Linked DNA regions of Homo sapiens: region 2 is linked to region 1. A link is a loop called in an ENCODE intact Hi-C map of the cell type or tissue named here. Cell type or tissue: CD4-positive, alpha-beta T cell. All regions are shown on one strand. Each heading gives the region's core, and the rest is flanking DNA. Links, peaks and the distances in the headings are about the cores only.

Evidence for each region. Hi-C counts contacts between places; a loop is a spot of excess contacts. Peaks named below come from ENCODE experiments on the same cell type or tissue, not always from the same donor. Only the 100,000 strongest peaks of a DNase experiment are listed, where the experiment ranks them.
Region 2: it touches region 1 in a loop (5-fold over the local background); 7 of 110 quality-filtered maps call a loop at or near these places.

Annotation. Positions count from the first base shown.
Region 1 is chr12:67,623,789-67,639,482 of GRCh38, reverse strand. No RefSeq gene overlaps it. Among named protein-coding and RNA genes, the nearest start is that of DYRK2, 17 kb to the left of the region's middle. In CD4-positive, alpha-beta T cell, for the core only: no CTCF peak of the experiment used is centred there; a DNase peak (open chromatin) is centred at 8,552; H3K4me3 peaks cover 542 bases; H3K27ac peaks cover 3,031 bases.
Region 2 is chr12:67,691,518-67,707,211 of GRCh38, reverse strand. It overlaps LOC124902958 (a long non-coding RNA gene), which reads left to right and starts at 13,010. Exons shown (of 2, transcript XR_007063355.1): 1 at 13,010-13,260; 2 at 15,043-15,694. In CD4-positive, alpha-beta T cell, for the core only: no CTCF peak of the experiment used is centred there; DNase peaks (open chromatin) are centred at 8,101 and 9,591; H3K4me3 peaks cover 887 bases; H3K27ac peaks cover 956 bases.

The sequences.
Region 1 (15,694 bases), core at 3,853-11,852:
ATATGAGCCAACCCTGCTTATTTGGCCCCTCTAACTCCAAGCCTCCATGGGCCAAGTCCAGGGATGTAGACTTTCATTCTCCCTTCAGATGTAGGTCTATTATAGGGGAAGTTTAGAAGTGTCTGGTTCAGGATAGCCGTGCTCACCAGGAAAACCCAATGACCCTAAACTATCACTGGGGCTTCCTAGACCTGGGTTGCATGGAAAGAATGCAGAAGAGTCTCAGGCTAAGGGACCCTTCCAATGAGTAATAGTATCCTTACATCTTGGCTGCCTGAGTACCCTCAAAATAATAGCTAATACTTATAGAATGCATTTATCATGTCAGTTAGTGTTGTAAGAGCTTTATCCATGTGGACAAATATAGTTCTCACAATCATCTTGTGTGGTAGGTCTATTAGTACTTTTTTAGAGATTAGGAAACTGAAGCACAGAGAGGTTAACTAACTTGCCCAAGGTCACCCAGCAAATCAAATGCCAAGGCAAGTAGTTTGGCGCTACAGTCTATGCAGATGTTGCTTTCAGCATTAGGTAAAGATTTGACTAGATCACCACCATGACCACATCAATCTTGTTATTACCATCAATAACATTTCATATCACAAAATGAGCTGTTCAGTGAAGCCCCTCATGTTGATATGGTCAGGCCACTCTCTGGCTTTCCCCAGTAGCCTGTTACCCAGGGCAAGCTTACTTCATAGATGGAAACAGTGAAATAAAAATATCTAAGAGACATGTACAGAGACATTAGCAGGGGTAGACAAGGCATTAGGTTTAGAATCCAAATTTGTTGACTGCTAACAAATTTCTCCTTTTCTTTTCCCCCAAACCCAATTATTACAAAATTTCCCCCATTTTAGAGATGAGGGGTAGGTACTCCCAAAAGCACATGCCATATAATGGGCAAGCTTTGAGGCGTTAGGACTGCAGGGGAAAATTCTTACTGTCGCCCCGAGAATGATTTGAATCTGGTGTTTCAGAATAAACTTTGCCAAAGTCACAAAAAGTCCAAACGTAAGTTAATTATTTCTTCTTTATCTTATTGCAACAAATCTACCCCTCTGCTTCAAATGAATGAAAAAGAGGAGTCCATGGCAGTAGAAATAGGTCCTGTCTACTGATATTGCCATTCCACAGAGGAATCTAGCCACGCAAGGGCCTTGGAAAATTGCTTTTAATTAAATCATACATTTATGCACATCTGCACTCTTACTTAAGTTAAAATCTGGGGTGGCAATATGCTGGCTCATTTCAATAGTATAAACAGTCAGTGGGCAATCTAAGGCCCAAACCCATGTTTGTCTTTAATTAGCTAGGCGAAGGCAAGAGAAATCATTTTTGATGATTGAATAATTTAGACAATTGTTCTTAAATTGTCCTGGAAATTTTTTAACACTTTTACATTCGAAAATGTCTTTGATTGAAGAAGAGCTACTCTAAGTATCATTGTAGACAGTACATTGTGCTTGTTATTTATCTCTCATAAGTGATATTGGACATATCCATTGTTCACACAGCACTGTTCTCTAATGAAGGTTTTGAAATACAGAAACTCTAAAGGCCTGTAAGCAAATATTTGTATTTAGCACGTGTGCAGGTGACTGGCCATTGATCAGCATTTCCAACTGGCACAAATAATACAAACTAGCCAAGAAATAATAAACTATTGGTAGGCAGATAATAACAGTTACGAAAACAGAGATTACAAGGGATTTTGTTAATTGGGCAGGAAAAAGAGGTTTGCTTATTGGAAAAAGAAAAAAACAGCTTTCTTGTGACCTGGAAGGGACAAAGAAATAGAGAGATCAATGCTTTCAAAGAGCAGCAAAAGATAAATAAGTCATAGTGAAGGTACTAGAAAGGATGACGAGCAAGAAAATAGGTGTGGGATTTGACTCAGCAATCCCATTACTAGGTATATACCCGAAGGAATATAAATCATGCTATCATAAATACACATACATATGTATGTTCGTTGCAGCACTATTCACAATAGCAAAGATATGGAATCAACCCAAATGCCCATCAATGGTAGGCTGGATAAAGAAAACATGGTACATACATACTGTAGAAGACTATACAGCTATAAAAAAGAATGAGATCATGTCCTTTGCAGGAACATGGATGGAGTTGGAGGACATTATCCTTAGCAAACTAATGCAAGAACAGCAAACCAAATGCTGCATGTTCTGACTTATAAGTGGGAGCTAAATGATGAAAACACATGGACACATGAAGGGGAACAACACACACTGGGGCCTACCAGAGGGTGAGGAGGAGGGAGAGGAGCAGGAAAAATAACTGATGGGCACTAGGCTTAATACCTGGGTGACTAAAAAATCTGTAAACAAACCCCCGTGACACGAGTTTACCTATATAACAAGACTGCACGTGTACCCCTGAACTTAAACGTAAATCAAAATAAGAAAATGAATGTGGAGAGACAGCAAGAATGAGAAAGGAGGAGATAGGAGAAACTTCGTAGGAATTTTTACAAGGAAGAAGAGGGACAGGATGAAATGTATGAGATGAGGCCAAGCATGAGATTGAAAGCTTTAGGCAAAAGATAGAAAAAAAATCACTAGAATATTAGAATCAAATTATTTTCTTATAGTACACATTGTTAACTCTTTTCATTTGGAGCTACAGTCTTGTTCTGTCTATCAACGATTTGGTCAACAATGGACAATACATATGATGATACTCTGATAAATTCTAATAGAACTGAAAAATTCCTGTTGCTTAAGTGATGTTGTAGCCATTGCAAAGTCGTCACACAATGTATTATTCATGTGTTTAAGATGCTGTTGCTGTAAACAAACCTACTGTGCTGCCAGTCCTATAAAAGTATAGCAGATGTACAGTATATAATATTTGATAATGATAATAAACAACTATGTTGCTGGTTTATATAGCTACCATGCTCAAGTTTTATTCTTAGAGTGTATTCTTACTACTTATTTTAAAAATCAACTTTAAAACAGCATCAGGCAGGTCCTTCAGGAGGTATTTCAGAAGAATACATTGTTATCCTAGGAGATGACAGCTTCACTACATGTGTTATTGCTCCTGAAGACCTTCCAGTGGGACAAGATGTGGAGGTGGAAGACAGTGATATGGATGATCCTGACTTTGCAAGCCTAGGCTAATCTGTCCTTGTGTCTTAATTTTTAATTTAAAAAATTTAAATAAGAAAATTTAAGGCCGGGCATGGTGGCTCATGCCTGTAATCCCAGCACATTGGGAGGCCAAGGTGGGTAGATCACCTGAGGTCAGGAGTTCAAAGACCCAGCCTGGCCAACACAGTGAAACCCCAGCTCTACTGAAAATATAAACATTAGCCGGGCATGGTGGCGCTTGCCTATCCCAGTTACTAGGAAGGCTGGGGCATGAGAATTGCTTGAACCCAGGAGGCGGAGGTTGCAGTGAGCTATCGCACCACTGCACTCCAGCCTGGGTGACAGAGCAAGGCTCTGTCTCAAAAAAAAAAAAAGGAAAAAGCTTATAGAATAAGAATATACAAAAAGAAAATAATTTTGTACTGCTGTACAATGTGTTTCTGGGTTTGTTGTTGTTGTTTTTCAAGATGGGGGGGTCTCACTATATTGCCCAGGCTGGTCTCAAACTCCTGAGCTCAAGGGGTCCTCCTGTCTTAGCCTCCAGAGTAGCAAGGCCTATAGGCACGTACCACAGCTATGTGTTCTTACAAGAGTCAAAACATTTTTAAAACATGAAAGTTTATAAAGTAAAAATGTTACAGTAGGCTGAGGTTAATTTATTGTTGAAGGAAGAAAACTTTTTAAATAAATTGAGCGTAGAGTCCGTGTACAGTATTTATAAAGTCTGCAGTAGTGTACAGTAATGTCCTAGGCCTTCACATTCACTCACCACTCACTCACTGACTCACCCAGAGCAACTTCCAGTTCTGCAAGCTCCATTCATGGTAAGTGCCCTAAACAGGTGTACCATTTTAAAAATTTTTTATACTTTATTTTTACTGTAGCTTTTGTATGTTTAGACATGTTTAAACACACAAGTATTTACTATTGTATTACACCTGCCTACAGTATTCATTACAGTACCATGGTGTACAGGTTTGTAGCCTAAGTGCATTAGGCTATATCGTATAGCCTAGGTGTGTAGTAGGCTGTACCACCCAGGTTTGTGTAAGTGCACTCTGTGATGCTTATACAATGATGAAATTGCATAAAGAGGCATTTCTCCGAGTGTATCCTTGTCATTAAGTGACACATGACTGTATTTCAGTTCTCCATCTCATTGGGGTTGTTCCATTTTGGGCACCTGTTTTCCCTCTCTCTCCTCTCATACCAATGCTGTATTATCCTTTCCTCCTTGCCTAATTTACAATGAGTGAAGAACCTGACAAACGTTTCATATAATATATGCTTTACAGAAAGAAAAAAATCCTTGATTGCTTTATTCTTGAGCCATGTGTCAGGCTGTGTGCGAAGTGTTTTGCCTGAACCATCTCCTTGACTCCTCACTGCAACCCAATGAGGCAGGTATATTATCCTGATTTCAGAGACAAGGAAATAGAGGCCTTGAATGGTTAAATAACTTGTTAGTAACTGGCAGTGAATGGATCTGGATTCAGGGACTCTGATGCCAGAGCTCACTTACCCACTCAGAACTTTGCACATATGCTGTGGGGGGGGGGCATGGAGGATGGGAAGGCCGCTATCTTCCACTACCTGCCCACACATTTTCATCTGACCTAACAGTGGCACATTCAGCTTCCCTGTTAGTACTTCTCCCTCTCCCACCCCCAATGGCTGGGGAATCCCATTCAATAGAAATCCTGACATCAGCACACCCAACCCAAGCAGATCTGAGATCTCTTCTTTTTTTACTCTAGGCTTGTTCCCATGCTGCTGTTTACTGGCTTGGTCCTTATTTTGTCTTCCCTTATGTGCTGTTTCTTAAACAGAATTGCTTCCTCTCACTACAGAGCTATTAAGACAACATTTGGAAAAAAAGGAAGTTAAGACCCAGAGAATTTATCCAAAGAAATGCTCTACCAAATATGAGAACTTGACTGGAATTATACATTTCTGATGTAATTCAGTCAAGCACAGTCATATTGGCATGTGGGAATGTTGACTAATAATCTAACTTGGTAGAGAGAAATGATCCAAGACTGAGAAATTACTGTATATTTCAGATCTTTGAAACAAACAAAAAAGTATCTATACCATGGGGTCAGATGAGTTTTTCCTCCTTGAGAAATGAAAAATCAACAAAATAATATAAATAAGATCAACAGAAAAGTAATAAGATGACCCTCCAAAGAGAAATAATGTTCTCTAACCTGGTAAAGCAATAGAAAAGAGAAAGACATCCTCTCCTTTTTTTTTTTTTTTTTTTTTTTTTTTTTTTAAAGTGTTTCACATAGAGCTAACTGGCAGCAAAGGGTGTCTAAAGAGACCATTTATGAAGAGTAAGTCGGGGGAAACACTAATATCCTGAAATCCTGCAAGATCTTGCAAAGTGCCAAAGAAATCACTGAGCAAACACATGGCTAGCTGGCAGCTGCCCTGGAGCACGTGGCAGTGTAAGAACTTCCTTCTTTTTTGGAGGACCACATTTTCAACAGCAGCTTCTGTCCCCAGGCTTACCACTTCTAACCTTTATGTCAGCAAATCTCCTCAAAGTTCACAAAGTAAGTCCTGCTGAAGTTCAGGTAAATGACCAACCTACATTCAGCAGCTTCCTCTTGAGCCAAGCTTTTCCAACATCACTTTTTCCTCCATAGCCCTCCCCATGCATCTTTTCCCCTAGTTGTTAAAAGTTTTCCTGAAATGATTTGGGATTAGTATAAAATGGGGGCGAGAGTGAAGTTTACTAAAATTATCCTTAATCTCTCTAACTTCGAAGTCATTTTCTATTTTCATTTCAAGCAATGAGGACTTTTTAAATTCCCTGAAGAACCTGAGGAAATTTTGATTTATCACTGATGAGACCAAACAAGAACCCTACTCACCTTTTGAAACTAATCTTGTGAAAAGACTAAGCCAGAAAATATAAATGCCTTCCCTACATTTAAAATACCATAACTCTGACTTTTTCAGAGGTCATCCAAATGTTAACATCAACGATCCAGAACACAGCTGAAGAGCAGAAGGGACTTTTTAAAGACTTGTAGATAAACACAATTGGTGTCACAAAATCCATGCATTGCAATCCATGAATTTTATTAATGAAAGAATCATCCATTCTTTTACTCAAAAACAATCCATAGCATGGTACAGTGGTCAGATGGCCTGAATACAGATTGTGTCTCCCCTACTTACTAATTATATGAACTTGGCAAGTTTCTCAAGCTCTTTGTGTCAGTTCTCTCACCTGTAAAATAGTATTTTCATTGTAGGGTTCATAGAGGATTAAATCAGATTACCTATTTAAAATTCACAGAACAGAACCTAGCACACAGAAAATGCACAAGTATGAGCTATTATTCTTTGATACACCTTCCTATTAAGCTTAGAAATCTGGTTTCTCAGGCCATTGCATGTTAGAGTTAGCAAATTAAGAAAGGTGGGAGGGTGATAGTAAAAGATCCACTGACTATTTTCAGTAAGGAAAGAGACAGAAAAATTGTCAAAAGCAAGCAAAGGATCTAAAAAGCATAGCTGCTTTAAGCCGTAGAGCACTGAAGTAAGATGCTCTAGACCAACAATAATCCTAAAGTGTTAATGCAACAGATGTGATGGATGATCTTTTGCAGTGATTAAGAAATAGTTCAGTTTTGCTCTTTATACTTAACTCTAATTTGTGAAGCAAGAAAGAGTGCAGTAATTTTATAAGTATCTTAATTAAAATACTTAAAACAATTTGGTTGCTTCTAAGGAGCATGTTTTAGTTATATTGAAAGTCTACTTCTTGGCATTTAACCTGCAGACTTAATGTGCCTGAATTAGGTAAGAAACCATTAATAACTTCAACAATACATGCATGTGTGAGCCTTTTAGTATGATAGAATATAAATGATTTTGAAATGTCAAATGATAATATATACAATAGTCTGACACTAGAGTCACAAATCCATCTGAAGATGTTGTACTCATTTAAACTTGTATTTATTACATCTAAGATGTATGCCTAACCCTGCACCAGGCATTGCAAAGAGGCACAAAAGATGTTTAAAATAAACTCCCTCTCCTCAACGAGCCCATCAGCCCATCCGGGCAATGAACACTGAACTCCACAGTGCTTTGTTTCCCTGGCTGCCTCCTGTGTTTATCCAAAGTGATTTGAAGGCTGTCTGAACTCTTGCTCTAGGCAGAATTGAGTGACACTCTGACACTTCCAGTTCATACTGTTTCCAGACTTCCGGAGCTTCTGCCATTACTTTATAGTCTTGCCCTGTTGGCTCCCTGCTCCTGCTGGGGGAACAAAAAGTCATTTTCCTGCCTTAACCATTAGCTGGTAAGGGTTTTAAGATATTACCCCCACTCTAGGAATGTCTATTCTCTCAATTAATTTAGAGGAGAAAAATGAAGACCCTCTCTCCTCCAAATCTATAGGTATAGGTAGAAATAAAGCCACCACAGGGCAAAAGATTCTTAGGAAATTTCCCTGGAAGATAGAACATTTCTCAGATTCCTCTCAAATCACAGTGCTTGAAGCATGGTCCAGAGGCCTGCTTAGGCTATGAGAATGAATCGAGTTTAAGCATTCCTTCAAATCTATCCAATTGTCTGGTATTCTTGCTTTTCAATGAAGATTTCCAGATAGAATGATGGAGAAAATGAGTTACTGGGAAAGACTATGAAATAGCCTTAGTCATAATGAAAATCTCTCCTTCCACTTGTTCATTTCAGTCAGAACCAGTCGTTTTCCATCAGCTTATATGATTTCTGAAACCCAACATCCTTCAGAGGAATATTCCAGGAGAATCTTATAAAATGTCAACCTATTTCAGAAGCAGCAGAGCGTAACTCTACCTTATTCCACATCATATTTAGTTTAATGGTGACTTAACTTTCAGAAGATTTATGCAAAAGTAGTAATAAAAGTTGACAACTTTCATTTGTAAAAATTCTGAAAAGGAAAGGAATTATTTTTATTCTATTATTTTGCTTTTCCTCTGCTAGTATTTGAATAACATGATTTCATACTGCAACAGAAGCTTCAGGTCATAAAAAAATGGTTTCTTCTGTTTCTTCTGTGTAGGGGAAATCATTGTCATAACTATGTAGGGATTTAATGGCTCAGTTTACTCAATAATTAAAACTGTTTGTATGTAAATGGCAAAGTTAGAAGTTGCAAAGTTAGAAATTACAGATCAAAAGCAGCCTGCAGATATGTTTTGTTTGGCTTCCACAGTGTTTTTTGAAAATGTGAACTAAATGCCAACATTTAAAAATCAGGAGATTTCATGTAAATATCCAGATTTCTGGCTTTTCTGGAAATAAGGCAAAATCTGTCTGCACTGTGCTTCCTCCTAGTCCTACTTGGCAACGGAGAACATCCCCCACCTTTTGTAGCTTCAGCCCTCCCCACTTCCCACCAGTGCCTGCCCTGCAGGTCACCGCAGTCCCCACCACTTCCTGTTATTGTGTGTGTGCTAGGCTGGCTTTACCCATTGACATTACCACCTTTCTCCAGCAGGCATTTAGATTTTTAATTTTACTGTAAGCTTTGTATTTCCTGAGATTTTCTCACCGCCATTTCTCTGTTGCTACAAATGTATCCTGACATTTCTTTCTTTTCATTTCTTATGCTCCATTTCTTGGTGCTACTGCTGAGACTAACAGAGGTCAATTGTAATTTGGGCATTCACGCTGAAGCCTTTCAAACTAGTTTGTGCATAAATACATACCTGGCACAAGAAACATTGTTTTCTCTTGTGCTTGAAAATCAAACCGATTTATACTTAGCACCGAAGAGTGCGAAGACCCTAAAACCACTGCCTGTGTAATAGCTCACTGCAGTAAAATCTTTGGTTTTACTCTTTGGTAACCTCTTGCAGCTTTTCTAGACAGAGTTAGCTCTATTTTGGGACTCTTTTTCTACATCAGAAGCACACAACTGATATCTTACTGTTACTAGTTTGCTTTTCCTGAAAGCAGTGTTGAGGTTCTGAACTTCTTGTAGAAGTTCATAAACATGGTTTGCACCAAGAAACAATTCAAATGTCTCATTACTACAGAAACACTCAGCTATAAGTAATATATTCAGAACAGAGATGATGCTTAAAGCAAACTCTTTCTTTGATATACTTTAAATATTTGTACCCTCTAAATTTTATGTTATAATTTGTTCCCCAATGTTGGAGGTGGGGCCTGGAGGCAGGTATTTGGGACATTCAGGATCTTTCATGAACATTTGTCCTTGCATAATAACTTAGTTCTCCCTCTGTTGGTTCCTGGGAGATCTGATTGTTAAAAAAGAGCCTTGCACCTGCCCCTCTCTCTCTCTTGCTTCCCTCCTCTTGCCATGTAATGCCCACTCCCCTTCCCCTTCTGCCACGATTGGAGGCTTCCTGAGGTCCTCACCAGAAGCAGATGCTGGTGCCATGCTTCTTGTACAGTCTGCAGAACTGTCAGCCAAATAAACCTGTTTTCTGTATAAGTTATTCAGTCTCAGGTAGTTATTTATATCAACACAAAGTGAACTAAGACATTATTCAACATCGCTGTTTAGATACCTGATAAATAAGGATATCGAACTTAACGTAGCCAGTATTGAACGTGTGATTTCTTCCTCTCTACCTCTGTTTTTCCCAATATGTGTTTCTTATCTCAGCAAATGGCAAGTCTAGACTTTCCATCACTCAAGCCAAACACTTGGGTGTCATTCTTGATTCTTCTCTCGCTCTTACACATCACATCACATCCATCTGCAAATCCTGTTGATTTTACACTAAAAAATATCCAGGATCCACCTACTTCTCACTACTGCCACAAATATCACCATGCTCAAAGGCACCATTATCTCTCCTCTGGATTACAGAAGTAGCCTCTTAACAGTAGGCATACTGATCTCTTCACAATGTAAGATCATGGCACTTCTCTTCTCAAAACTCCCCGACAGTTTCCCATTAGCCAGAGCAAAAGCCAAAGTCTCTGGAGTAGCTAAAAGCTCCTGTATAATTTATGTGCTCCTTTTTTGCCCCTCTGGTGGTTTGCCTTGTTTCGCCCTGCCTTGCTCACTTCGCTTCAGCCACATTGGCCTTGTTGCTGTTCCTCACACACACCGTGCATGCCCCGCCACACATGCCTTACCTGTTGCTCCTGTTGGTTCCTTTGCCTGGAGTACTCTTCCTCAAGAATGTCCTCCTTGCCTTCAAGTCTTTGCTAAATGTTGCCTTCTTTGTTTTATTTATTTATTTATTTAAGATATGATCTTGAGCTGTGTCCCAGGCTGCAGTGCGGTGGCGTGATCGTAGCTCATGAAGCCTCTAACAACCTCAAGGTGATCCTCCCACCTCAGCCTCTCAAAGTGCTGGGATTACAGCCATCCCAGCCTAAACGTTGCAGTCTTGCTCAGGTCTATTTAAAGGTGCAGTCTATTTAAAGCTGCATTCTCTTTAAAATTGCAGTGCTGCCTCTCAGACCCTAGCTTTATTTTCTTCTTCACACTTACCACCATATGACATTTTATTTGTACTCACTTGTTTTCTGTTGTCTCCCTCCATTAGAATGTATGCTTTTTGAGGTTGGAGACTTTTGTCATTCTCTTTTTTTTTTTTTTAACTGCTGCTTTTCAGTACCCAGAACAATGCCTGGGACATAAGAGTTCCTTGAAAAAATGTTTGATGAATGAATTAAGTAGAAATGCCATAGATGTAAACTTTTCTATTTTCAGAATTGAAATCTATAAAGAAGAATGCATGCTTCCAATCATGAGCATATTTATATGATCTTCAGAAGGATAGAGCCAACACAGAAAGATTTATTTCCTACATTCTCTGAACATGACCCATGATTCCTGATTTATCGAAGTTAAGCCCTGTTGTTGAATTCCAAACATGTGAAACCTCTAAATATGAACAAAGGAAAATTCACTATTTCAAGTTATGCCCTACTAAGGGGTAGAGGATTCACTTTAATATTATGGCGATTGTAAATAAGGCCCTTTGGAGAGGTACATTTAGGCCATTGTGGCTGTTGGGCATGTTTCTGCATCTGAGTTCTGTTAGGTTGGTGCAAAAGTAATTATGGTTTTTGCCCTTTAAGTGATGGAGAAAATTGCAATTACTTTTGCACCAACTACTTGATTAATTCAGTGGCGTCACTGATGGCTACATTTGTTTTAACATCTTACCATGCGTTAAGATGTTACAACTCTTAGGCCCATGTTACTTAAATGTTCCTTCTGAACCTGAAAAAAAGACCAAAAGAAAAAAAACCCACAATATAAAAATCTGTTACTTTAGTAGAAACAATTATAAAATAAAGCAAAATGGATAATATACTGGCCACATTAATGTTTCAATTAGCTATTAATTTCTTAGCACTAATTTAGATGTGGGTATAGTCACTGTTCATTGTATGTGCCATCAAAGTTGTGTTAAAATGCGATGCGATCAACTGTCTAATATTAATTCTGGAGTTGGCATTTACCCATTTCAGAGAATTTTTTTCATTCTGACTTTCCTTCAAAGCGCTTTACAAAGTACTCAATTTACAAAATGCAATGTTGTGTAGTATCATACAGGTAGTATTCTAAGGGCTTTATGTATCATAGCTGACTACAATGCTATGAAAGTGGAGAATTGTTATCTCTATTAATAGAGGAGAAAAACTAAGGCAAAAGGAGGTTTAAAAATTTGCCTAAGACTACAGACTTAGTTTCAGTGCCTGGTTTGGACCCAGCTAGAGTTCATGTTCTTAATAATTACAATAAAAAAAAGAGAATAATACAAAAATAGAACCCAAATAATTGCGGTATTTATAAAGTTTTATTCATAGGTAGTAAGAATGTTCTACAGGAGACAAAGAAAATCTATCTCTTGCAGAGTCAAAAGCACTATTGTGAATTTGACCTTTGAACAGAGAGAACCAATCAAGAACGTACAAATCTGAACCCAAGTAATATAATAAAGTCTTATGAAAATCCCTTTCCTCTTCCCACAATTCTCAACTCTGATAGGAAATCCCAGAAGTGACTAAATACTGTGCAACATCAGAAAAAGGGTATAAGGGCAGAGCAGGATAGTCTGTCCTGAAGATTGTTTTACTGAAGCCAGTACAAAGACTCTAATGACAACACTGGGCACATGGAAAAGTGGAGTATGGGGCTGCTCCTCACACCTGCACTGCAGTGATGACAAAATATGACACCCACAAGAGGGTGGCTGTCCTTTCCAGGCAGGAAAGGCCTAGAGCTCATAAAGAACATAGCTTTGCCTCTTCATAAATTCTAGTCACATGCATCAAACATGCTTTCAGAATACATATGAACTTGCTTCTGCTGCACACTTATGAAGCAACCACCAAGTCTCCCAACCTTAGAAGTTGCAAATGTATTCCTTTTCATTCTCAGTAAGCTTTTAAAATATTTTTTTCCCTTGGTGTCCAATGTAAACATATTGCAATTAACTTTGGGAAAAAAAACAAGATTCTTTAAATATATTGCATTCATATGCTTAAAATGTAGGTTACCAATATAGTTTTAATTTTTTATAGGTATGTCTATGAAAAATTTTTATGTTCTAATTTTCCCAAAAGCACAAAGGAGGGATGCTTTGCTTGTAATAAGGGCTCATTTAATGCTTGTTAAATTGAACACAAACCTTGAGAATCAGGGGACATGGTGCTCTTTCTAGGATGTAAATCTAGTATGCCACACCTCTATTTAAATACTTACATGGTCCCTACTGCTCTAAAGATAAAGGCCAAATTCCTTAACACAGATTTTAGGGTAAGCAGGAGCCACATCCTACCACATGCTACCTCCTTTACCTGGAATGCCTTCTGCACCTTCTCCCCAACACATCATCTCACCTCTCAGTCTTTCCTGACCATCCCCTAGTAAGAACGGGTTGGATGCTGTATTAGTCAGAGTTTTCCAAAGAAACAGAATCAATAGGATATTTATATAGATATAGAGAGATTTATTATGAGAAATTCGCTCATGCAATTATGGAAGCTGAGAAGTCACATGATCTGCCATCTGCAAGCTGGAGACCCAGAAAGCCAGTGGTATAGTTGCAGTCCAAACCCAAAGGCCCAAAAACTGGGGGCTGATGATATAATTCCTGGTCCAAGTCTGAAGGCCTGAGAACCAGAAGTGCTGATAGTGCTGATGTCTGAGGGCAAGAGAAAATGAATGTTCCAGCTCAAGTAGAAAGAGCAAATTTGCCCTTCCTCCTCCCTTTTGTTCTCTTTGAGCCCTCAACTGATTAGATGATTCCACACTGGGAGGGCAATCTTCTTTACTCAGTCTACCAATTCAAATCCTAATCCCTTCCAGAAACACCCTCACAAACACACCCCAAAATAATGTTTTACCCACTGTTTGGGCATGCATCCCTTAGCTCATCAAGTTGACACATAAAATTAACCATCAGAAGTCCATCCCTTGTCAACTTGTTTCTTATAAACATCTCTTTAAACCATACTTGATCTCCAAATAAAGACAACTAGGTCATAATTTCATTTAATCTGATACTACTATCCAGCATACAACAAAAATGTACAAATCCCTTTCCTAGAATAGGAGGTAAAGTCTTTAACTGATATATTTACTCTTCCCTAATATCCTGTGACTTAAATACCATGATGTAAAATTAATAATACTAAAATACTGATGTAAAGTTAATACATCTTATGCTACATGATAAGTGGATAAAAGAGGAATAAAAGAGGAAAGAAAACAAATATACTTGTAACAAAATAAGGATAAAATACTTATGACAATTACAGTCTTCATTTTTGTAACTGGTCACATGGCCATAGCTGGTATTGATAACTGCCTTCTTCTACTACCCATTCTGTATTCCCTTTGCCTTCAACAAGCACCTCAGCTGATTATGTTTCTTTATGGGGTAGGGGTGACTCAGATCTTTATTCCTGAAGAGTCTGGGCCATTCATAGTCCTGCCTTCGTTGGATTGTTATAGTTTCCCACTGACTTTAATCAAAGGTCATGGCAATAATAAAAGATTCTCTAGGGCATAGCCTGTATTCCAGACATACTCTTCTTTATGTCCATTGTGGAGCAGTAGTCCACTTCTCTCTTGGTATTCAGAACAGTTACCTCAGCCAGCACTGTAACTCCCTTCTTGGTCTGTTGATTCAGAGGAATGAGGAGACCAAAGAGACTGGGTGGGTCTTAACTTCCACTTCAACGAAATCATTGTTGTGTCTTCTGGTAGAAGCATTCCTCTCTCTAGAACTATGAACTCTAGGTCAGCAGAGCATAAAGTCATGGGAACAGGAAGCAAAAATTTTATTAGTCCCTATGGGTAACAGTAAGTGGTGCCACTTCCATTTTCACCCCTTGATTCCTAGACCTGTGAATCCTGACTACCAGAAAAACAGCAGCATATATTGGATGCTGATTTAGAGCATATTCTGAAGATCCTTGCCCCAGCCCTGGTAGTATTGCCACCTAGCTTGATGCCAGATGAATCTTCGAAAGACCATTCTACCATTCTATCAAGATAGCTGCTGCAGGATGGTGGGTAAGACCAGGGAATTTCATGAGCACGGGCCCATTGCTGCACTTCTTTTGCTGTGAGGGTAATTTCTTGATCAGAAGCAATGCTGTTTGAAATAACATAGTAGTGGATAAGGTATTCTGTAAGTCCACAGATGGTATCTTTGTCAGAAGCATTACACTCAGCAAAGGCAAATCCATATCCAAAGTGTCTATACCAGTAAGGACAAAATGCTACACCTTCCATGATGGAAGTGGTCCAGTGTAATCAACCTGCCACCAGGTGGCTGGCTGACTCTGGAGAATGACGCTATGTCAGGGGCTCAGCGTTGGTCTCTGCTGTTGGCAGATTCGGCACTGAGTGGTGCCATAGCCAGGTTGGCCTTGGTGAGTGGACATCTATGTTGCTGAGCCCACATATAACCTCCATTCGTGCCACCATGGTTATTTTGTTCGTGAGGTCATTGGGTGATGACGGGGGGGGGGTGGATGGAGAAATAGACTATCAGGTGCCAATAGAACCCTATCGACTTGGTTCTTAAAGTCCTCCTCTGCTGAGGTCACCCTTTGGTGGACATTTATATGGGACACAAATATCTCCCCCTGCCTTCAGAGAGGTCTATCCATATACCTCTTCCCTAGATTTCTTTGTCACAATTTTCCTATCATGTTCCTTTCAAGTCCCTGACCATCCAGCCAAATCATTGGCTACAGTCCATGAATTGGTACATAATTGCATACGGCCACTTCTTCCAAGCAAAGGGCACTTCCAACCTGGTGCACTTCCCCAAGTGGCGCCCACCGGGAGGATTTCCCTTTACCACTGTCCTTTAGAGATGTTCCAGCTATCCATTTTTGAGTGGTACCTGCGTATCATGCAGAATCATCTGTCAGCTAGGCTTGTGTCTTCCCCTCCTCTGTTAATTTATTGTGGAGAACTCCTCATTAGCCTGTAGGTACAGGCTGGGAGAGATAAGGCAGTGTAGCAGCAAGGAGGGCCATTCGCATTTGGGCTAATTGTTTATGCAATTTACTTATGCCTTGAGGGCTCATTTGGCCCTGATCAC
Region 2 (15,694 bases), core at 4,627-12,626, 67 kb before region 1:
ATTTCCCTTAAATTCCAGCTTTATTTCTGACTTGCTCTAAGGCACTGGCTCAAGCTCTTAACTTCTATATTTCAGTTTTTCACTGGTGGGTATTGCTTGCCTGGCTTGCAAGAATGCTTGAGAAATTCTGGCTCTAAGAGCATGGGGCACTTTAAAAGTACAAAGTATCATTATATTTATGATTACAACTTGCTTGACAGTTTCATAGTGCTATAATATAGGAAATATGTATTTCAAAATAATAACAGAAATTGTACTGTTTTGGGAATGGGTATTCTGAGATCCAGCAAGAGTTAGAATGCCTTTAAAAACACTGCGAATCTTCAAGTGCCAAGTTAAAACTCAAATTCAGGGACCATTCACATCTCACAATAAAACAGAGAAGACTCTCAAGAATGGTATATGCTTATTCTCAACTGTTAAACTAATAGTAATATACTGTGCATTAATATATAGAATATAGAATAATGGTATATATTATATAATAAATCATATACCATAATACATGTAATATCTAATAATATATGTTATCACCTTTGTTTTTATTACTATTATTCTACTTCCTATGGCTATTCCTATGGCAACTGGATGGGAGTAAGAAATATCAGAAGGGACAAGATGGGAAAGCTTCATAAAATAATGGAAAAAGCATGGCAAAAATTGAGAGAGAGGATGAGAACTCAAAAGGACAGAGAGAGAAAGACGGAACTCTCTTGAGAGACTGCCTCTGGTAGGTTTTGGGGCCTTTCTCTGTTCAGCACGTGGCTGTTTCTGCTATTTTCCTGGAGCCAAATCTCAAGAGAAATATCCCAAATATTAAATGAAGAAGTCAAGGTCCAAGCCTTTGCAGAAGATGCTTTTCTAGTGAATGCTCATGGCCCCACCCCCACCCCAGCAATTACATGTGTTTAGCTTTTTCTAAGCTCCTTTTTTTTCCACATTTTTCCCTGGCTTGTCCCCAAGTAGCCGCTTCCTCCCAATTCATCATCTGCTTTATCCCCTCCCTATTTCCCTTCATTTGTTTTTCTTAGCATTCTCCTACACTCTGTTTTGTTTATCTTCTGAGCCATCACATCCTCTATTAACTGATGTTATCTCTGGGTGTTGACTCCCACGTAGACAGCATTCATATTCTTCTGACCCTACTTTAAAAGGGAATTTTAATTAATTATTTATGCATTTTTTTCTCCCAAAGGGGTGATCACTCAGATTTTCTAAGGTCCCTGCTGCCCTACTCTATGACAGAATTCCATCAGCTTGAAGACAGCTGGCAGGAAGCACTGCCCATCCCTGTCCTTATCTAAGGATAGAGATGACTGTCCAGCCTGCCTCCACACCTGCCCGTCCCTTGGCTCTCTTTTAAGATACTCCTTTCTCAATCACTTGGCATCATCAGTTGCAAATTCAACCATGAGAGAAAAAAAGTAAGCTGAACTCTATGCCTTCCTAGGACACTAAATATTATCAAGTTAAGCTCAGCCTTAATCTTATGGTAGCATTAACTTGTGGCTTTTAATTTTATTTTGTACAAACGACTTCTTATAAATCTGTGTTCACCCCAGGCTGCTGGAGCAGATGTGGAAGTAACCATAGAAGAAATGGCATGAAAGCAAAGTGACATTTGCCCTAGATATCCTTCCTCAAGGGATTATTTCTCAGTAGCTTTTGGTAGTATGTGGCCCTGTGGGAATTTCTTCTGCCTCCTCATCTTTAAAACAAAACAAAACAAACAAACAAAAAGTGATTGTCTTGATTTTTCAAGCATACACACGCCATTTTTTTTTCTTTTTTCTCCCCGCTTCTACCCCTTCCCCAGCCCCTACGCACCACTTTAAATGAGTGAAGGGAACCTCTGTGGTACCTCTTTTTAAATGGGCCAAGTTAGTCAAAGGTTGCCTTTTGTTCCAAGGGTTTAAAGCACGTAAGACAAATCTTGCCACTAAGATGAAGAATAAATGCCAGAACCAGAGAAACTGGTGCCTAGAGAGGTTAAATTACTCATTACAAATGAAGGGCTGATGGGGGAAGTGGAATTAGGCATTTAGCTGCTGGCTTCTTTCACTAATTCTGTGTCTATGTGCTGAAGGCTCAGGTATGATATTGATAAACTACAGTGTTTCTACAGAACACAGTGAACTTGAGCCACAGACTCCTAATATTCCCTCTTATAACAGCACTATGGGTTTTTTTCCTTTATTACTTTACATAATTGCAATTTAAAATGTTTCCATTGTTCCAGGTGATATGGAGTCACTGTGCACTGTTACTCCACATCACCTGGAACTACAGCAAAACAAGAAAGCCCAAATTAAATGCAGAAATCACCTGTTTGAAGGCAGTGGTGGGCTGTCAAGGCTAAGAGAATCGGAGGGGCTAAGACTTGAGAGAGCAGAGAGGTGAGCTGATGGCAGAGCCGAGAATCTGAGGACAGAGAAGCCAGAGAACTTCTAAAAGAGACCTGAAGGGTTTCAAACACACAGTTGGCTTTCCCTTCAAAGCATGTGCTGAATTGGGGGTATATAAGGAGTGGAGGTTGAAAAACAGAAGTAGAAAGCCTCTGAAAATCATCAGAGTTTCTGGCAGTCTCAGGAGATGAAAATAGGAACTCAGGACCTGCCAAGGAAGGGATCCCAGTGAAGACACCAGGTTCTCCGTTGGGCCAAGGATAGACAGTAACCTGGCCTCACTGCCACACCAAAAACTAAATCAAGATGGATCATGACCTAAATGCAAAAGATAAAACAATAAAACTCCTAAAGAAAACAGGAAAAGATCTTCATAATCTTGGAGTGAAATTTCTTTTTTTTCCTCCCAGTTTTAAAAACAGCATACTCTACTTTGCTTCAAAAGCATTTCAACATTCTGAGAGAACTCAAATCTATGTATTAAGAGTAGGATGTAGGTTGCCTCTGGGGAGAAGGGGCAGCTGGAGCTTCAAGGAGCGTGCATGGGGGCTTGTCATCACGGGTGGTTGTCACCCAGGTGTGTTCATTTTGTGGAACTTCACAGTGCTCTATGCCTCCTCTATGCGTTCTTCTGTGCTATGCTGTGCCTCAATAAAAACATTAATAGGAAAGGGAGTCTTAGCGTTCTAATGATACCAAAAAAATAACAGAATGTTGCAAAGTGTGTGCTTGAGGTCAGAAGGCTTATGCACCTTCCTTGAAGCAGTACCTATGCAGTTTTCTGACAACGAAGACCTCTACAGTTTGTTTTCAAACTACTAGATTTAATTAAAAATAATCAGAACACTTCCCATGCCAGCCAGTGCCCCTTTTCCACAGCTAAGAATGTCAGCAGAATGTTATGTCACTGTATAGAAAAACAAGACAGCCGGAAGCAGTGTAAAGAGGTTTAGCCTCATCCTTGAGCTACAGCCCCCTCCAAAAAGTGCCACCTTCTACAGCATTACACCACCAAGCACAGACCATAAAAAGTCATCTAGTTTGTTTTGTTCTTTTTACAAATTACAGCTGATGTACAGTTGATAACTCAAGACTTCTAATCAATAACACTACCTTACACATAAGTTTTTTTTTTTTTAATTTCAGGAACATTTTTAATTGCCTTCTCTCACAGATCTCTAAATTCATGGAGTGAGGATAACAAAAGAGTTTCTTTTCATTTTAAAAATGTTTAGAAATATGGACAACTTTGATTGAATTTCTGGGTGCTTGTGACACCCATGAACACAACATAGAAACCACTTGCATTTCCTGGAGCGCTTCAAAAACTACAGTGTAATTATATTTCAATTGCGGAATGAAACCCAGTGAGAACAACAGACTCTCAAATAGGAGGTGGTCAGTTACTGCAGTTGTCCTGTATACATACACATGGAGACAGACATGCAGTTTTCCTCATTATTCTCTTTTGCATCCTCTTTTTCCCTTTCTCATACTCCTCACCTTACTCTTCCATCTTTTTTTCTGGTGTGTGCTAGATGATCTCTTTATTCCATCTGTATCAGGCAGTTCTTGCACTGCTATAAGGAAATACCTGAGACTGAGTAATTTATGAGAAAAGAGGTTTAATTGGCTCACAGTTCAGCAGGCTATACAGGAAGCATAGTGGCATCTGCTTCTGGGGGGGTCCTCAGGAAGCTTCCAGTCATGGCGGAAGGCAAAAGAGAAGCAGACGCTTCACATGGCAAGAATGGGAGCAAGAGAGAGAGCATGGGTTACAGGGGAGCTGCCGCAAACTTTTGAGCAAGCAGATCTTGTGTGAACTCAGAGTGAGAGCTCACTTATCACCAAGGGGATGGCCCAAGCTATTCATGAGGCATCCGCCCCCATGATCCAAACACCTCCCACCAGGCCTCTCCTCCAGCATTGGGGATTACAATTCCACATGAGATTTGGGTGAGGACAAATAGCCAAACTCTATCACCATCCCTTTGCTTTAGATTATAGTTGGCCACCTACTTCCCATACATCTCCTTCAACTTTGTTATAAGGTAGCTTTTCACCATCACTAAAATTATCCTGCATGTTTTATTTTTCTGTCACTGTATAACAAATTACCACACACTTAACAGCTTTTAACAAAGTCCAGCACGATGTCACCTGGTTCTCCTCTCAGGGAATCACAAGGCGGGAACCAAGCCATCAGCCAAGCTGGGTCCTCACCTGGAGGCTCTAAGTAGACATCACCTCCAGGCCCACACAGGTTGCTGGAAGAATTCAGTCCCTTGTGGTTGTAGGACTGAGGATCCTCTTTCCTTGATGCCTGTTGGCCAGGGCCTCTCTCAGGTCTTTTAAGGTTTCCTGAATTCCTTCTCAGGTGGGCCTGCTGCAACTTCAAGCCATAACCCCTTTACTCTTCAAATCTCTCTGACTTCTTCTGCCACCAGCTGGAGAAAGCTCTCTGCTTAAAAGGTCTCATGTGATTAAATTAGATCCTCCAAGATAATCTCCTATCTTAAGGAGATTACCTAACCCTGCCATGAAATATGATAACCACACTAGTGAGTGATGTCTCATCATATTCCCAGGTTCCTGGGATTAGGGGGAAATATCTTTATGGGGGCATTTTAGGAATTCTACATACATAACAGTCATCCAGGTTTTTGGCGACATCTCCGGTAGAAATGCCTAAATTTGTGGATTTACTATTGGGCAGAGATCTAAGTAGAAGAGGAAGGTGGGGCATGAGGGGAGGGTGTTATCATCTTTCTTCTTGCCTCCCTTAGTTGGTCTATAATCCTTTATTTCCTGCTCATAGTATACCACACCATTTCATCAAATTTGTATTTCTCTTTCACCACACATTGTATTCCACCTCTCAGTGTATTTCCACTTCTTGGAAACTGCAGTTTACAGAGGCCTCTGGATTATTATTTGTATTTTCCTCCCAGCATTGTCTTCATAAACAAGGCATGAGCAGACATCTTGCCTTTTGGTTTCTTGGGGTCACCTTTAGCTATCCTGACTGTGCTGTTTGTACTCTAGGCAACATAATGTACAACAGTTTCTCAGTGTTGCACTAGCTGTTTCCACAAGAACTGTCTCAGGCAAAGATTTCTTAAAACACAAAAAGCAATAACTGTGAAGGGGAAAAATATTGATCAATTGGACTGCATTAAAATTAAGAGCTTCAGTTCTCCAAAACCATTAAGAGAGTAAAAAGTCATACACTGAGAGAGAGATTTTCAAACATATATCTAACAAAGGACTATTATCTGGAATATTTAAAGCACTCCTTCAAATCAATGAGATACAGGAAAATAACTCGATAGAAAAATGGGCAAATGTCAGAATAGATACTGTATGAGAGAAGATGTTCAAACAGAAAATAAACATATGAAAAGGCACTCCATTAGTCATTAGGAAAGCACAGATGAAAATTAAGATGGAAAAATCCCAGTGACTCAGGAGAGGTTGAGCTGGGAGGACTGCAGTCCCAGTAACTCAGGAGGCTGAGGTGGCCTGAACCAAGGAGCTCGAGGCTGCTGTGAGCTATGATCACACCACTGCACTCCAGCCTGAGAAACAGAACAAGTCCCTGTCTCTGAAAAAAAAAATGTTTTTAATCATAATGCAAAAACTACAACATACCCTCCAAAATGACTAAAATGAAAAAGACAGACAATATAAAGCAACCAGAACTCTCTTATTCTGCTGACCAGAGTGTAAATTGTTACAACTACTTTGGAAAGCTGTTTGACAGTATCTACTAAAACTGAACATACCCATACCTTATACTCAGCAACTCCACTCCTAAAAATATGCCCAACAGAAATACATATGTATATCTAACAAATGGCATGAACAAGAATGTTAACAGCATTAATAGTAACATAAGCAGTATTTGTAATATTCCCAAACTGGACACAACCCAAATGTCCATCAACAATAGAATGGATACAAAAATCATGGTAAATTCATACAATATAGGAGAACAATATGCAAGAATGAGAATAAATAAACTATAGCTACATACAAAAAAAGGATGACTCTCACAAACATAATGTTGAGTGAAAAAAAAAAGCCCATTACAAAAGAGTACGTCAGGATTCCTTTTTCATAAAGTTTTACAACAGGAAAAAGTAATCTGTGGTTGTATTATTTTGGTGCAAAAGTAATTGCGGCTTTTGCCATTACTTTAGAGTTTGAATCCTGGCAGTGAATACTATACTGACTTTTATTAGGTTGGTGCAAAAGTAATTGTGGTTTTTGTCATTAAAGTAATGTGTGCAGGAAAACTGCACATTACTTTAATGGTAAATGCCGCAATTACTTTTGGACCAACCTAACAGAAATGAGTATAATATTTACCCTTGGAAGTGACTGTGAGTGGAAGGAGGCACAAGAAGGCATCTGGGGTTCTGGTAAGATTCCGATTATTGGACTGGGTACTAATTATATGTGTGCATTCGTTTCATGAAAATGAGTTGAGCTGTGCACTTATTTGTGCACTTTCTGTATGCACTTCATACTGCAACAAAATGTTTACATTGTGCAGAACAATGTATGTATCCAATATCTTTCCCACCCATGAGTACAGAACCACACCTGGTTTGTTCACTACAATATCAGCATTCCCCGAACAGTGTCTAACACACATTGTTGCTTGTTGAATGGAAGATTAATGACTTTTTAAGAGAATTTCCTTAATACAGCTGATTTTTTTTTGTCCTCATCAGTGGAGCTATATTTACCCGTTTTATCAGATATCTTTTGATATTGCAAGGCAGTTGTTTCAGGTAGACCAGCTTGCAGACAGGAGAGCTGAGAGCAAAATGCAGTGAGGGAGATGGAAATTAAGCTCCCTGAGGTCAAGAACTTTTATACTGCTTGCTCACAGTGCAAGGTGGTGCTGTTCAGATAACTTTATGTGGGTAAGTCATTTAATCCTCATAACAACTAATGAAGCACCTCACAAATGAGCTAACTGATGAGAAAATTAAGGCTTAGAGAAGTTTTATAACTCAAGTAGGGAATAACACTGCCAGGATTTAAACCCTAAGTATGAGTTTAACTATGGTACTATCTTCTTACCTCTGCACATAGTATGCACTTGAAAAATATTTGTGTAAGAGTACATAATGGACCTCTCCATCATACCTTGTGTTTCTCCTCCCCACTTCCCCACACAGGCATAATTGTGTACTTACGATCTGGTCTCAGTGGTGGCAGTGGGTGGGGGGAGCTGGGAGAAGGAGGGCAAGGGAGCCTTTTAGCCCAGCCTCCTAGTTTAGACAGGGTCGCAGACATGGACATTTGACATCATCCCCAAGTGAGATTATATGTGCAGTAACTTTCACTCGTCTGACTGGAGGGAGTTGTCCCTCACACAACCTTAAACTTGGGTCCCACTGCCTATAGTATACCCTGTAGAAATGCTTCTTTATGTTGAAATCTTTTGAAAAGCAAAATAATTACATTGCACTTACTTAAATGCATGTGTTAAGACTACTAATTTCTTAAACATAAACATTAAAAAGTATACCACAGTGTTTGTAAGTCTGTCTTGGCATTTCTTCACTTTCTAACACATCATGAGTATTAAAAATAAAAAAACGGAAGTGGCTCAGGCACTTCTACTTCAGAGAGACCCTGACTAATGCCTAAGAAGTTGGTTTCTGTGTGCACGGCAGGATTTTATCTCATGCCAACCAGGGGTGTAACTACTGCTACATGGGGAGACACAAAAAGCCCTTGGGCTAATGTGAATCAGTGAAACCCACAGAAAACTGAAAGCCTCATTCAATTTCAACTCTTTACCATGCAAGGCTTATTGCTAGGGTGGCTTTAAATAGTCACAGAAATGCTTGATTTTACTTTCACTTCCTTCCTTCCCCATCTCAAACCTCTGTAGAGGTTCTTAGGAGGTTTCGATGACTAAATCAGATGATAACAGCAACATCTTTCACTTAGACAGACTTTACAGAACCTTTCGGTTTGGTCTCCTTTGGTCCCCTCAAAAGCCCAGGCAACAGCAATGACTACTGTTGTTTGATAGTCCTGCTGACTAACAACCCCTTCTCTACCCCAAAAAATGTGGGAGTGACTTTTCCTTTCATTACAGAATACTAAACAGCCAAGAATGGATCTCATTCCCCGTGATGGGGAGAAGAAAAGCAATACAGTCCAAAGGCTGAGAACCTTAGTATTGCCTTAAAAGTGCTTTGCTTATTGATGCCTTCACCTTCAATTATATGGAAAATTTTTTAATGCAGTTTAACAATTTTACTGTTTTCATCTACTGAAAAAAAATCAATCCAACACTTCTTTCAACATGCACTATAAGCTTGTGAAACTGTCCATGTGAACGAGGTGAAGGAATCAATTTTTATTTATTGAAGAAACCAAAAGTGGGGTAGGGGTGGGAAGGAATACATTTGGCAGAGGATGAAGCCATGTTACTTCAAAAGGGGAAAAAAAGAATATAACATAAAAGGGAAAATATTTCAAATTTGTAAGGAAAAATTGTTTTCACCAGAAAAATTTCCTCATGCTCTCATTTTTGTTTGGCTTTGTCTACTCATGGCATTCCAAGCAATCTGTCTCTTAGCACCACAGCTGTGAAATATATGCACTTACGGAGACTTCCCGGTTAGCCTCTTCACATTTCACTGGGTTTCATTGTGTGCAATGTCTTGCCATTGACTCTCACACTGTGCTGTGTATACTGTTTCATAATTCTGTTTTACAGAATAGCATTTTCATCTAATAGAAGTTAACATAATAAGGGAAATGGTGACAATAATATATGGTCACTAAACCATATTGCCATTTTGGAACAGTTTATTATGTACACTATGATCCATGTTATTCTAAAAGAATGGATGCATTCATGAGTAAACATAAGTACAGACTTTATAACAGAAATTTGCCTCTACTAGATTAGGAGTTGGCAAACTTCTTTGTCAAGGGCTAGAGAGCAAATATCTTAAGCTTTGTGGGCTATGCTGTCTCTATCTCAACTACTCAACTCTGCCATAGCAGGGAAGGCACCCAGAGACAGTACACAATATATGTAGACAGTAGACAGTGGACAATATGCAATGAATGACTGTGGTTATCCTAAACTTTATTTACAAAAACACACGGCAGTCGTGTTTGTGACACAGAGATGTAGTTTCCTGACCTCTGATCTAGAAGATAGGTATGTTTGCAACCACAACACAAAGGCTGCCCTGAGACTCTAAGCACTAAACATCTGTTTGGCAATTTACCTGAAAAGTTGTGGTTTTTTTTTTTTTAAGTTAAAATTAAAATGACTTTTCTCCTGAGAAAATATTTAAAAGAGTAGGTTTTGGCAAGTAAGTTGAAGGACACACTAGTTATTTTTCTACATCACAATAAAATTAACATAAAACAGGTCATTGGAAATAAAAGAATTTTTTTTATACATTGAATACACTGCCAATGCCTGGATGAGCCTTGAGCATCACAGATCTTTGGCTTAAAGCTTTGCCCATGTCCAGAGTCTCCCTCACAGGAAATCGATTGTAGAAGGTCAAGTTCATGTGTTTCCAGACTCACCTCCTCCTTTAATCTTGGTGCCATCGTTGGCCAGTGTACTGACTATTATTAAGGCAAAGCCAAGACTTGTAGAGATTCTGTATGATTTTTCAAGACATTGAAAAATGATTTAATTTTCAATTTGAGGTTGATGGTGATAGTCCTTTCCTTAATTTGGGAGTCTTCCTGATGTTTTAACAGACATTTCCCAGTCAAAAATTTGTTTGTTTATTTTACTGTATCTTTCTTGAGACAGGGTCTTGCTCTGTTGCCCAGGCTGGAGTGCAATGACACAATTACAGCTCACTGCAGCCTCTATCTCTTGGGCTTGAGTGATCCTCCCATCTCAGCCTGCCAAGTAGCTGAGATCACAGGCATGCACCATCACACCCGGCTAATTTTATTTTATTTATTTATTTTTATTTTTGTAGTGACAAGGCCTCCTTATGTTGTCCAGGCTAGTGTCAAACTCCTGGGCTCAAGTGATCCTCCCACCTCGGCCTCCCAAAGTGCTGGGATTACAGGCATGAGCCAATGCTGAGACAGGAATTGGTTTAAATTACAAACAAATGAACTGAAAAGAATCCCATGTCAGGTGGCACATTGTTGAGCATGAAGGGAAAGCAGTGTTATTCCCTTGCCTACCTAAATTTCTTTCTGCACTGAGCTGCCGCCTTAGACATAAAACACTGGCAGGAAGTAGAAATGATTGTATTACAGTATTAGTGCTTGCATATTAACAGAATTTATTCTAAAATATGCAAGTCACATAAATTGAAAGATTGTCTTGTTAAAGAACAGGGCTGCCCTGCTGAGTCCCAAGATAACAGGAATAGACCTGCCTTCTTATTTCTCAGAAAACAGGAGGCAGCATCTTGGGCTGGAGCAGAGGGGAAGGATTCTGTCTCTAGAATTCCTTTCCTATCTTTCCCTGGCTGACCCTGTCTTACAGATCTTTCCTTGTCTTAAACTGGGCTTCTCCAATGGCATAGCGATTAAGACAGCAATTTTACACTACTTTTTATTACTCAACATCTGACTGCAATATTTATTTTCATATTTGGCATTGGACTTTTATTAGCCTTCCTCCTTGAGGTGTTCAAACAAAGCAGGCAGGAGGACAGGCAGCTCATCTCCTGTGTGGTCAATGTCTCTTGAATAAATGAATGAATGAAAATCTGCATTTATTCATTCATCCATTCCGTGAAAATTTATTGAGTACCTACTGTATACTAGTAAAGAAAACAGGCAAAATTCCTGTCCTAATGGAGCAAACATTCTTTAAATTCAGAAAATTTTAAATAATGATATTAATTTAACAAGTGGAAAGTTCTACGGAGAAAAGTAAAACAGGAAAGGGGAAAGGGAATCCTATAGGAACTGAGTAGCCTAGTTATGGTAGCCATGGAAGCCTTAAATACAGTAGCCAAGGAAGCCCTCACTAAGGAGACATTTGAGCAAAGACTTGAAAGAGGTGAGAGAGAGAGAGAGCCTTGTTGACTTCTGAGGGAGAGAGCTCCAGGTGGAGACAATAGGGGTAGAGCAGAACCCTGAGGTAAAAGCTTGCCTATGGGAGAAACAGCCTGGGGCCCGGAGGCTGAGAATATAAAAAGGACAAAAAGGAAGAGGCTCAGACCATGGAAAGGACTCGGGCATTTATTCTAAATGAGGCAGATCAATCGCTTGCTTTTTCAGGTTTTCAAGAGTCTATTAGGGCATGACCTGTTCAATGGCTTTAACCCCTCATTCCGATAAAACGAGTTGACCCTACATGTCTGTTATTCTTTCATTGTCTATGTTTAATTTTCTGATGCATGAAATAGGAATAACACCTAGCTTTCCTTACAGAGGTGGTTGAAGGGATCCAATGACCATCAATATGGAAGCATAAATTTAGACTGTTCAATAAATTGGCAACACAACTATTTCAACAACTTTCTATTAAGTGCCTACTATGGGGAAGGCAAATTAAACCTTTGTGTAAGAGAGGAAGGAAAAAAGATAAAAGAATTGGAAGGGGCTGGAAAGGAAAGCAAAACCAGTAAGATGGGGGAGGAGGAATAAGAAAAGGGAAAGAAAGGTGATAGTTTCATGTGTCTAACCACAGGGATAAAGAGCGTGGCATTTGGGGTTGGATTGACCTGGTTTCAAATCTCAGATAGTCCACCTACTGGCTGTGTGACCTGGAGTAAGTCCCCACTTTGAGCCTATTTCCCTCTATGTAAAATTGGGGTTTGACATCTGCCTTATGGCACATTGTCAGGATTAAAAGAGAGATTGCACTAAATACCTAGCACAATGCCAGCACTAATTTACTTAGTAAATATTAACTACCTTCTTATTATAATTGTCATCATCATCAGCAGCAGCAGCAGCATCCCAGGAGGACAGGAAACTAGAAGCAGCTCTGCATTTTCTGACAGGGGAAGATAAAAGTAGGAATAGGAAATGCCTCTTGAATGGAAACTCAATTGAGTTTAGAATTCATTTTAAAAGCAGCTGACTGTAAGATTATGCACTGGGACTCAATTTATTACATGAATTGGGATGAGCCTAAAGGGACATCTTTTCAGTAATTCAAATCCCCAGGAAGTTGGCTTAGCTGGGAAACAGGAGTTATCCTGGAGAATATATATCTATAGGAAAGAACATAGAATTCTGGAAAAACTTGGTGATGATTCCAAATTAAAAACAAATATAGAAGACCTTGTGTGACTTGGATAAAGACTGTAATGTATTAGCAGTTCCAGGAAAAGTAAAAGACAGATTTGGAACTGAGCAATACAAAAATGAAATAGTGCTATGCCAAGGAAGAAGGGATTGAGTTAATCAGCTGCCAAGTGCCTTTCCATTTGGGACAGACAACGATTGTAGCTGGCAGCAGGAACAGCCAAAGACTTGATATACATGAATCTCACAAAATTGTCTGAATATATTTTGTTCTGTAATGGGCATCTGCCACTTTTTTGTTTGTCTGGTGTTCCTTACTGCAGAAAACTGCCCCTCCCGAACTCCAAATCATTCTCTTGAGTCTATGGATCAAAGGGCCCTGCTTCTCCCACTACCCTGTGATCCAGGGTGTTCAATCAGAACACCCCATTTCCTGAGTCACAGTGATTGGTCCAGAGGAATACACATGACCCAAGCATGGCCAATCAGTGCTCTCTGGAGTAATTGTCATGGATGCTGGCCGTTGAGTTTCTCCTTTTGAGACTGCTAGCTGTCAGTACCATACAACCCTGGAGCTACCTGAAGCCTTCTTGCCACCATGTGGAACAAGACTAAACATCAGGTCCAAACCTAGGCAAAAAGAATCAAAAGTGAGGGGAGAGGGGAAATGAGAGAGCGGAGAGGGCGGAGGGGAGATTTTGCTACTTTAACTCGAATTGGGATTCTTTTCATTTGATTAAGAAAAGCATGAAAGATAAAGCTGATTAGGGAAGGACCCTGCTCTGGCCTCTGGATTTCACCTTTTCTAAATCATTGTGATCCTGAGGATTTGCATGAATGGAATACTTTGGGTCTAATATGATTTATTGACTTGTGTTTTACTTGTATTTTCATCAGTAAATATTTCTGAATATATCTCTAAAAGATAAAGACTCTTAAAAATACCCATGATACCATGATCACCCCTAAAAGAATGGTGAACAGTAATTCCTTAATGTCATAAAACTCCCAGTTAATGTTCAAATTTTGGATTTGTACACAAGATTTAAAGTCAAGCTGAAAAAAAAAATGTGAAAGAAATGAAGACTTTAACCAAGTGATAAAAGCAATTTGTGGCAACCTAAATAGGGTACACAAATCTCCACCTAGAAAAGATAAGATAATTAATGTTTTAAGGTGTTATAAAAGATTTGGGAAAAAGTATAATGTGGGGTTAAAATGGCCAGGAGACATTGTCTGCCAAATCAATCCCAACAAAAAGACAGGATCTTGGCCCCTCATGGACACAGCATATAGAAAAAGACTCAGTGTGTCTGTCTGTGGCTTGGGCAGAATCATTCTAGAAGTTTGTAGCCTATGAACCATGTTTATCTTAAACATCTGATAAATAAGTAACTATATCACAGCCCCAGGTCTTTCAACCGCGTAACCTCAGCCCAGCTGGGATGTAAAACTGCTCCCCTTCATAGGGAAATGATTTTACAATTATAGGAGTGCTAAAAATTGAACATAAAGATCATGAAGTAAATTGGACCCACCCAAAGCATTAATACTGTTTAATAGGTTTAGAAACAGAAGTTATAATTTTTGTGTTTAAAGTATTAGTAATGTTTAATAAAACCTAACATTAGGAAATCTGACAAATTGATCTTCATAACTTCTATGTGAAATTTATAATCAATTTTATTCTCATTATCTTAAGTCACAGAGTTGATAATTTGATAATGTTTATAGACAGTATTTGAATATTTTGACTCATTATGGTTTTAAGGGTGAATTATGAGATTTACAATTTCTTTGATTTTGCCTTTTGAGGCTTAAGTTGGCCTTGTGAGGCAACTCAGTTGCTTGATATAATAAATTAGAAGTGTTTTTAAAAATTTAGGGGAACTTAATTGATGGCTTATTACTATGACTATAAAGGATTTTAATCCGCTAAAATTGAATTAAATAAGTGGAAGGATGATTTCAAATTATGTAAAAATTACTTAGTTTATAAGTAAAATCAAAATCACAAAGTGAACTTAAAGTCCTAAGAAAATTATAGTTTCGTTTGCAACTTAAATTAATTAAATGTTATTTTAATATTCAAATACCTATACATGGTTCCTTTCTATGCACAAAAGCCTCCACTTCCCACTTTAAAAACACATCAACACACATGGTAAGGAAAATCACTATGCATATAGAAGCCCAGGATGCAACAGCACTTCCTGTATAGTAAGAAATGTGTGGTCTTTGTGGGGCATAAGGTAATGCAAACTACATAAAAATATGCACCACACGCAATGCTGATCCAGGCAGACCAGCTTCCAGGAACTAAAATAAAAGCAAAGAATCAACAACTGAGGCGATAATTACCAAACAACCATTCATTCATTTATTGTTTTCTTTTATTCAACAGATATTTACTGAATGTGTACTACATGTCAGGCTCTATTTTAACAGTTTAAGATATAGCTGAAGAAAGGAAAATATAGATTACAGGTTGGATGTGAAAAAGGCAAAAAAGAGTAGATAAAGTAATTGAGAATGAAGGACAGCTGCCCGATGAAGGCAGCTTTGATAGAGGAAAAAGCAGCTTGTCTTGTCGCAGATTCTTAGTTTTGCCCTATGTCAGCAAACATGGAACATAAGAAGCAAGAACATCTCAAGACATCCACTGAAGGAAGAAGAGGAGAAAATAAAATAAGAAGACAAAAACGACAATAACGTATTCAGCAATAATAGATGGCAGACACAAAAGAAGGAACATTGGAGGGAAAAAGTAGTAGGGCCTGAAACAAGTGGCAGAGGTGGACAGCACAGTCATCACCCAAAACAAAAGCAAGTGGAGGTGGGGAGTTCAAACACAGTCTTATGGAACTGATTAAAATGACATAAATATGGGTAAAACACAGCATAAAGTAGGAACAGGCAGTATAAAAAATAAGAAGAAAAAAGTAAAAACCCCCAAAGGGCTAAACCTATGGAATTCTGAGAAGAAAATATGGATATGAGTTGAGACACAAGAAAGAACATTGAATACTAGCAAATCTTATTCCAAAGGACTGCGG